Linked DNA regions of Homo sapiens: regions 2 and 3 are each linked to region 1. The links are chromatin loops, found by intact Hi-C in ENCODE. Cell type or tissue: PC-9. All regions are shown on one strand. Links, peaks and the distances in the headings refer to the core of each region. The heading gives the core; the rest is flanking DNA.

The links. Peaks named below come from ENCODE experiments on the same cell type or tissue, not always from the same donor. Only the 100,000 strongest peaks of a DNase experiment are listed, where the experiment ranks them.
Region 2: a loop joins it to region 1, with 5 times the contacts of the local background. A loop is called at or near these places in 9 of 110 quality-filtered maps.
Region 3: it touches region 1 in a loop (7-fold over the local background); 78 of 110 quality-filtered maps call a loop at or near these places.

What each region holds. Positions count from the first base shown.
Region 1 is chr3:150,494,261-150,497,320 of GRCh38, reverse strand. No RefSeq gene overlaps it. Among named protein-coding and RNA genes, the nearest start is that of SERP1, 51 kb to the left of the region's middle. In PC-9, for the core only: CTCF peaks have their summits at 1,341 and 1,543 (motif pointing right); no DNase peak of the experiment used is centred there.
Region 2 is chr3:150,312,980-150,316,039 of GRCh38, reverse strand. All of the region lies in intron 1 of LINC01214 (long intergenic non-protein coding RNA 1214), which reads left to right. The region is part of intron 1 of LOC107986141 (a long non-coding RNA gene); the gene reads right to left. Among named protein-coding and RNA genes, the nearest start is that of LINC01214, 9.2 kb to the left of the region's middle. In PC-9, for the core only: no CTCF peak of the experiment used is centred there; a DNase peak (open chromatin) is centred at 1,239; H3K27ac peaks cover 1,017 bases.
Region 3 is chr3:150,284,969-150,288,028 of GRCh38, reverse strand. All of the region lies in intron 2 of LINC01214 (long intergenic non-protein coding RNA 1214), which reads left to right. Among named protein-coding and RNA genes, the nearest start is that of LINC01214, 37 kb to the left of the region's middle. In PC-9, for the core only: CTCF peaks have their summits at 1,089 and 1,290 (motif pointing left); no DNase peak of the experiment used is centred there; H3K27ac peaks cover 524 bases.

The DNA of each region.
Region 1 (3,060 bases), core at 388-2,887:
CACACGTTCCTGAGGCTGAACAAGGTGACTCCCTGACTTCTTATTTTGGCTCCCATATTGTAAACAAGTATTCTTTTTGTGGTCTATTATTCCCATATTTTTCTCATTTTTGTGCTTTTTGTTGGTGATTTCACAGTTTAAAATGGCCCCAAACATCGTGCTGAAGTGCTGTCTAGTGTTCCTAAGCAGAAGGGTGCAATGTGTCTTACAGATAAAACATGTTAGATAAGCTTCATTCAGGTATGAGCTGGCCATGATTTCATTGTTAATGAATCAACAATATATACTAGGCTGGGCGCAGTGGCTCATGCCTGTAATCCCAGCACTTTGGGAGGCTGAGGCCGGTGGATCACTTGAGGTCAGGAGTTTGAGACTAGCCTGGTCAACATGCTGAAACTCCATCTCTACTAAAAATAAAAATTAGCCAGGCGTGGTGGCATATGCCTGTGGTGCCAGCTACTTGGGAGGCTGAGACACGAAAATTGCTTGAACCTGGGAGGCGAAGGTTGCTATGAGCTGCCATTGTGCCACTGCACTTCAGCCTGGGCAACAGAGCCAAACTCCATCTAAAATATATATATATATATATTTCATTTTATATATATATTTCATTATATGTATATGTGTGTGTGTATATATATACACACATATGTATATATATATACACATATGTATATATACACATATACATATAATGAAATTCTTTAATGGCAACACACCTAAAACAAGGTTGTGTATTGACCAGTTGATGAAAATGTGACCAGAGGTTCGCAAGATCCTAACCGTATATTTCCCCTAAAAGCAGTGGTTCAATATTTGCAACTTCATGGAACACGAACTACCAAAAATAACAATAACTGTAACTGAAATTAATTGTTTAATAATTGCAGTGTGAAGACACATTATAAGATTCTATGAGAAGGTTCTATAGAAGCATCATAAACATCTATATTTAATATATTCATTCAACATATTTGCAGAGTGAAAAAATACTGCATATCAGAAAAAATAATAGATGAGGGGAGAAATTAACATTGGAGTCTCATTATGCAGTATATAGCTCAAAGTGTGATGGGCTTTCATGAGTTCTGCTGGGTATTGTTTATTTGTTCATTTTTTTGTGTTTTTAACAAAATAAGATTGCTACAATAGTAGGACTTTCAAGGCTGTGAGTTTTTCAGTTCCAAATTTGGAATCTACACTAAAAACTGTGAATGCATCTGGAGTGGGGGGAGCCAGGGGACTGGAGGGCGGCAGCTTTTTGCTGTGGTGGATGAAGATAGGAGGTTAGGGAAAATACCAGCCCCTGGTAGAAAGTAAACCCAGAAAGAAATTTGAAAATTAAGAAGTTTCTCTATTCTTGGCTCCTACAAGGAAGCAAAACAAAGAAAGAAAGGCGTAGATCAGTTTTTAAAGTTTTTGTGATAATTACCTTTTTTCCAGTTTGAAAACATTTTCTAATTAAATAATTTGATCTCATATACATAAGGGAGGCACTGAAGTGATTATTTTTCCAGTTCCATTAAGGGCTTGTGTTCTGACTTACAACCACCAGGTGGAGACAAAACAAAACTAAAGTATTTCCCATATTTTGAGCTTTATATTGAATTTGAGCAATTCTTTAAATCAGGAGTATGGAGAATTTTTTTTTTCTTTTCTCTTGTGAATAAGCCACTCACAGGGCCAAAAACTTCATAGATCAAAGATCACATACAAATTCAAAACAAGCACAATTTTTGAAGAGAGCCATAATGTGTTCAAATCAATATCTGTTAAAATTAAAACTGGGAAACATGTATATTTTAAATAAGTTTTTAAAAAGTAAATATATTTTCATCCTGCAGGAGCCAGATTAAAAAAAATAAAATTTTCAGGTGACACTATGGCCAGTTAGAGAATGTGAAAGATGAAGTAGAGAAAAATAGGAAAAAACAAAACAACAAGGAGAAGAAAGAAAGAGGAAGAACAAAGCAGACACAGACACAGACAGGCATACACAGAGTGAAACACTGAGTGGCTGAAGCTGGCCTAGAGTGTGAGATTGACACACAGAGACAGCCAAGGTCCATGCCTGTTATGGGGCCAGCATGGTTTTGATCCTTCTTCTCCAAGTGTACTGAGGGTATCCGGGTCAGCAGTCCCACAGAGCTCTTTAAAAGGCTGATTAACCTCCAACCATCCCCTTTCTGAACTGCGAATTGGTTCTGCTTTTATTTTCAAACTTCAAAGTTTAATTTCAAAATGAAGATTTCTCTTTCCATCAAAATTGAAAGATTTTTCCCACTCCATGTAAAGGGGGTAGGAAAACCCCTTTAAAAACTCGAGTTTCTAAAAGTTCCCTCTTTGTAACTTTAGAAATTTGGGGGTGATATAGTTAATATTCACAGGTGGTCAGGTAGCCTTATTCCTGTTATTTTTTATTTGGGGGTTTCTCATTTCATAGTAGTTGGAAGTTATAATTCTAGTGGCCATATAATTGTTCTGAACCTTATTGACAATCAAACCTACTGTGTGCACGTGTGCGTGTGCTAGCAGTCACATGCCCGTGTGCCTATTTAGAGCCCTGTGAAGATGTTCTACCAGAGGAACAAAGACAGAATTTCCTCTCTGGGAAGATGGGGTAACAGCAGACCCTTCTGTCTGCCTATTGAAGGATCCAAAAGTTTCAGTCACCATAGCTCATCACAAAGAGGAGGAAATGGCCCTCACTCTGCAGTTCACTTCTCATTATTTACAAGGAACTGGATGCAATGAAGTTAGGAGCAAGGTCCTAGTAATGAGCTGAACTTCTCCATGAGTCTCATTGTTCAGATGAAATGTGGGGCACAGTTTGTCATTGTAACTAGAAAGTAATGGGGGCGGGGTATTGGAACGAGCCTGTTTTAGAAAAACTCATCTCATAGGCATTGTGAATCATTACAATTTATCACATTTGAGACTTTGGTAAAAGTATATGAAAGTTGGTAGCCTTTTGATAAAAATGTCACATTTCTTCCTATAACACTTGGGGAATTTTAAAAAATTGGAGCAAAGGCTGGGCGCGGTGGCTCATGCCTGTAA
Region 2 (3,060 bases), core at 160-2,659, 180 kb after region 1:
GGCAAAATGAGAACTGGTAGGACTGGTAAGAACAGAGCATCAGGTGGGTGGGCAGCATAAGATGTGTGTGCTAGAAAGAGGAGAGGGGAGGATATGCATGTCAGCAACGACTATTTGCCACATTCTCTGAGGCTGGCAGCAGCTCTGGAGCAAGACATTCTGAGTTACTGGGGCAACAAAAACTGGGTTGGTAAAGCAAAGCCACAAGTAGTTCTTAAATTTCATTTAAGCCTCAGAATCAAGCCTCTTATTAAACTGCTAAACTGGGTCAGTTTACAAATAACATTGGACTGGTCTCAACCACCTCATTAATTCTCTTCTAGTTTATGTCACAGAAACTAGTCTATGCCTTCTCACCTGTCTGTAGGATGATCCCCTGGTTAACTGAATATAGTCTATGTGTTTTTCTCTAGAAGATATATGTCCTGAGGTGAAATCCCAAATCATAAGACACCCATAATTTACCATTATAAGAAAACAAAGAGCTCAATTACAATGACAATAATAATAGTTAACATTCATGGAGTGCTTATGGCTAACTACTGTGCTGAGTGTTTGTACACATTGCATAATTCAATACGGAAAACATCCACTTTGAAATATAGACTAGTAGTTATTATCCTTATTATAAAGTTGAGGAACCTGAGTGATAAAGAAGTTAAGGAGCTTGCCCATGGTCACATCGCTAGTAATGGCAGTAACCAAGATGTTTGGCTCCCATAAGGAAAACCTAACCAAACCTAAGGAAATCGTAACCCTTAATATACTCAAGGAGCAGGCTAGATCCACTTATTTATTGTAGCTTCTTTTTCTTCTCTTTATCCATGAATATAAACTATTTCTGAACATCACCCTGGAAAGATAGCTTTGAGTTGCATGCCTCCTGTGCATATGGTATACACATTAAACTGTATATACCTAGTAACAGAATAACATGAAAGACTGGACCCAGCAGCCTGCTTGGCATACTGCAGTCTTTGAGCCCCCTTGCGGGACCCCCAAAGCAGATTTAGTGCTTCTGGGAAAGAACTGTCCCCTCTCAATCACAGAGTTCAGTTGAAACACTGTGAGTATGTAATCCGTGACACATAGTGAGGGAGGAAACCAGTATTTATCTATGGGGTTCAGCCCCCAGTGATAAGGGACAATATGAATGGGACTTTTTCTTTCCTCATGGTTGGCAGAGGCCCAGTCAAGCTGCCATCAGCTCCTCCAACGGCCAGAGGCTTAAAGGAACTTCTGAGTCTAAAAAAAAAACAGCAAAGCAAAGGAAAAAAAAAAAAAGAAAAAGCTAGGTCACCCAACAGGTAGAGCAGGGCAGGTGACAGGTGACAGGCTACACGCCCTGCTGCTGGGACTGTGTTCACAGCCTGGCTCTAGCAGTCCTTTTGCTAGGGCTGTGAATTTTTCTCTGACAGCTTAATACTTTTGGGTGGGACAAAAAAGTGTTAATGTAGTGTAATTTTCAATCCATTTAAAGGGGCTTAATTCAGAATGCTCCCTCCCATTCTTTTGGCTAGGACGCCTGTGGGTCAGCATTTGAGATACAGTTAGATTTGATCCAGCTGAGCAGGGAGTACCTTGCAGCCAGCTAGTGATCTGGAAAATGTTTATGACACCTTGTCAAGTGAAAACAACAGCATATAAAACAGCAGTACACTTGAAATATGCACAGAAAAATATTAGAAGGATAGATACCGCCAAGTTAACAGTGGTTACCTCTAGATGGTGGAATATGGGGGGTTTCTCTTTCATTTTATTCTTCATTCAGATATCATTTGAGTGGTTTCCATGACTGAGGCATAACAGATTCTTACAAGTATTTTCTTTTGTGTTTTAAAACACTTATGCTATACGAACATCTGTTTCTTTTGTAATAAGAAAAGAGCTATTTTTCAAAGACTACCTCATATCTCTAACAAAAATTTTTACCTCTTTAGAAGACAACCCAGTGCACAAAAATCCTCAACTTAAAAACAAGTAAACTATGATGTGACCATTCATTTTACAAATAGATTCGCCACGTGGTTATTTTTAATAGAGTGCTCCCTTGCCCTCCATATCTGATTCAGTTTTCAATAATTTGCCTCCATAACAAGGGAAATGTAAATTCAAACTTTGTAAATTAGGATAAAATTATTTACACACCCTTTGGTTTAGCTTTTTAATCCAGGTTGGAACCAATAAATGAGAAAAGTAAACTATGGTGATGGAACGCCCTTGCCCACAAAATAGGGATATGCGTGTAGCAGAGACGGCCTCTTGCCCATTGACATCTCTATCAGGCCTGGTGAGCTGGATCTGCTGCAGGGATTCTGCTGCTCCTGCCTCTAACCTCACCCCTTCTCCCTCTCCAACAAGCCTTGCTGCTTTCTGTCATTCATAAGTGCCTTGGCTGTGATGGGGACCAGTGGATGGTGAGGCATGTGAGAAAAGGGGAATGATGCTCTGCAGCCGGGTGCATGGCCTAGTGTTAGTGCTCAAAGAACAGAATGAAAGAGGTTTCATTATTTTCAGAGTTAGCCATAGAACTTGAGTATCTATCAGAAGGAGTTTTATGTGCTCCAAGAGGCTGAGGGAGCCTTGGGTAGAGTGAGGGATGTAGTTGGTGCTGAGACCCCACACTGCTCCTGTGGGGATTGAAACTGTAAGGGGTTGAGGGACAGAAACAAGGATCCGCCTATAATCGGAAACAGTAGAGAAGGTGAGTTGGGCCAGGACTAGTGTGGCTTTTTATGCCCACTTGAATCCACTCTATTCAGTTCCTATCATGTGCCAGGCTATGCACTAGCATGGAAAATACAAGTGTTGTGACTCAATTGGCTTCCAAGGCAAGGCAAAGTAAGGGTTGCATAGGTCACAAATCCCATAATATTGGAAGAAGTTAGCCGTGGGTTGTGGGAGAAGTGTCTACAGAAAGTCTGAGCATACAGAGGAGACTTACAGGAGGAAAATATTTCCTGGAGTGGGTGGCATTCAAGAGGATCAAGGACTGTGAGAGGCAGGAAAGGGGAGGGGGATATCAGTGGATGTATTAGCTTAAAAGTGTGGAGCTGGGAG
Region 3 (3,060 bases), core at 160-2,659, 210 kb after region 1:
GACTTCATTTTACGAAAGGATTCCCTTGCATAAAGTTAAGTTTGAAAACCACTGATCTATTCATCCCCCTCCAAATAAGCCTCTAAGAACTGTTGATAGATTCATAATACATGTTTAACAAATTTCAGCCATCATTATTTCCTACAGATAGAGAAATTGAGGCCTAGGTTGACTAAATGACTTGCCCAACACATCCAGATATTTAGCAGCAAAGCCAGAATTTTACCTGTGTCTTAACTCCTAGATCATTTTTCCTTTCACTCTATTGCAACCTCCAGATTCCATCCCCAACAAAACAGCTATGATATTAAGTCTTCCAGGCATAGGCTGTATTTACTGTCCCTTTGATCTATCCTTTTCTTAGTCCTGGGAGCCAAGAGGGGAAAAGAGAAAGAGAGAGAGAGAGAGAAAGAGAGAGAGAGAGAGAGAGAGAGAGATCTCACCAGAGGACTCACCAAGATGTTCTTATTTTGACATCTTTAACGTTGAAAAGGGACAAAAAAGTGACAATCCTGCTTTTAAATGTTTATCCCATTTTCCTTATAAAAACACTTATATGTGGCAGACCATGTATCCTAAATTTTGATCAGAAATGTGATCTTTCTTTCAGTGGTCCCAAAGATAACCAATTGTTTAGAGCCTAGAGGAAAGGGAAGAACCCACATCTACCATGAATGAATAAATGGTGAGTTCTGACCATCATCCTCCAACTCTTTTTTTTTTTTCCCAACTCTACAAACTGTGGCACTACACACAAATTTAAGGTATCCACAAACCCCACTTTTGAAAACTTTTGTCACTTATGCAGCCTGTTCTGAAGATACTTTCAAACCATTCCTTCTCCCTCCTTCTCCCATTCTCTATACATCGACATACCCTTGTCTATGCCTGTCTTTCTAGTCTTTGAACACCTCCAAATTCAGGCTTAGAGCAACAAATGAGTAAATGAGGAAAAAATTAAAGCCGTAAACCTCTTTACAAAGGCTTATATATATGATTAGAATATTATTGTAATATCTACATGGCAAATAATAGGAACTCAATAAATACTTGAATTAATAAATTTGTTTTACATATTTTTACTGAATATTTCTTATTTTCTGCCTACATGTTAAAGTGATTGTTGAAAAGTACACAGATTGATAAAATGAATAACTCAGTAAGCAAAGCTGCCTTTATAGGGAGGTTCGGCCCATGCCCCGCAACACTAGGCTACTTACTGGTGGATTTTAGTGATGGTGATGAGTGAGTTACCTGAATTCAGCCATCTTTAACCTACTCCCCCTTGTGGTTAGTGTGAGACATTTTAAGGTGTCTGGTGTGGCTTTCACTCCTTTAACACTATGTTCTGACCTAGAGATAAAATAATTCACGGACAAAACCAAACTCAAAACCAAAACATTTTAAGAGCGGACTAGTCTAATGTGAATGCGGAAAGACCTAGAGAGCCAGGCCCTTTTCTCTTGATCTCTTTCTTTCCTAAGCAGCTCCTTCACCTTCATCAAGACTCAGCTCAGGACAAACCCCTTCCAGAAAGTTTGTTCTGGTTTCTTGCTCTGTGAGTTTGGGGCCTCACCTTGTGACTGCCTTTATCAAAGAGCCTATCACTCTGTGTCTCTGCTCACTAGGTAGGTATCCCCAGTGGACTGTAAACAACCGGAGGTGGGGGCAGGAACTGTGTCTTGCATTTCTTTATTCCAAAATGTCTTCTTTTGCCAGCTATAGAGTAGATGTTCAGTAAATGTTTGTTGAAATAAATAAGTGGTTCTTGCCACTAAAAACTTTAGACAATTGGCATAATATCTCAGGTTGCAGTTTTCTCATTTATAATCTTAGAGATTTAGGACTTTAAGTCCCTAAAGAGTCTGTGTGTCTGGAATTACATTTATTATCAAAATATTCTGTAAGAATTGGTCCCCTTTTGACTTTCAAGTTCTTTTATTTGGGGTCTTTTGAATATCTTTTTGGCTCTATAGAATTGTATGTCATGGTATGTTAATATTGGAGGTGGGAATGGAAAATAGCCCAGCAGTTACTAGCAAAGATGGCATTGAAGAGATTTCTTCATAAGTAATTGTCTGAATGATTATTTTCCAAAGAAAATCATACATTCCATATAGACCTCAAATAAGTTTTTACTTACATTTTTTATTCCATTTGAAGACATACCAGCTTGTGGAGAGGTCTAGAAGTATTTCTCCTCTTGGCTTGGAATTCCCAACATATCAAGTTTTAATAATATTTGACTCAGGACCACAAAGCATTATTTAGCAAATATACAGTTTGTGTTGAAGACATTTGAGGAAACCAGACCACAGGAAGAAAAATACTGCATGATCTCACTTATATACGAAATCTTTTCAAACACTGAATAAATAGAAATGGAGAGTATAATGGCGATTGGGGTGGGAGGATGGGGGAAATGGGCAGATGTAGGTTAAAGGGGACAAAGTTGCAGTTATATAGGATGAATTGGTGTAGAGATCTAATGAATAACGTGAGGAAGACAGCTAAAAATATTACAAACTGGAAATTTGCTAAGAGAGATTTTTAGGTGCTTTTACCACACACACAAAAGTAAGTATGTGAGAGGATAGATATGTTAGTTTACTTGACTATAGTAATCACTTTATTGTATGTGTGTATATCAAAACATTGTGCTGTACATCTTAAATATATACAATAAAGAAAGTGTTCAAGCTGCCCAAGATCTAGAAGACATCAGAGAGGATTGTATACAAGTCTGGCAGTGAGGCCAAGTGAGAATTCGTTGTCTCATCCCATGTCTCTCTTTTGTTTTTGTGAGAATTTGGGTCCATCTGAGGCAGAGAGTGGTGTGCTCTAAGGATACTGAAAGCTGGAACTTTTGTTCTCCTAAAATAGGAAGCACTCAGAAGTGGGAATGTTTTCAGGAGACAGTCCTTTCAGAAATGAGGTAAAAATTTTTCAAATTAAAAAAAAATTTTGGAGGCCATGGAAAGAAACTGATATTTTTAATGAACCAAGTTAGGACAGGAGGACTCTTCAACTGGTCAGAAAATAGAATTTTAAGTAAAGGGA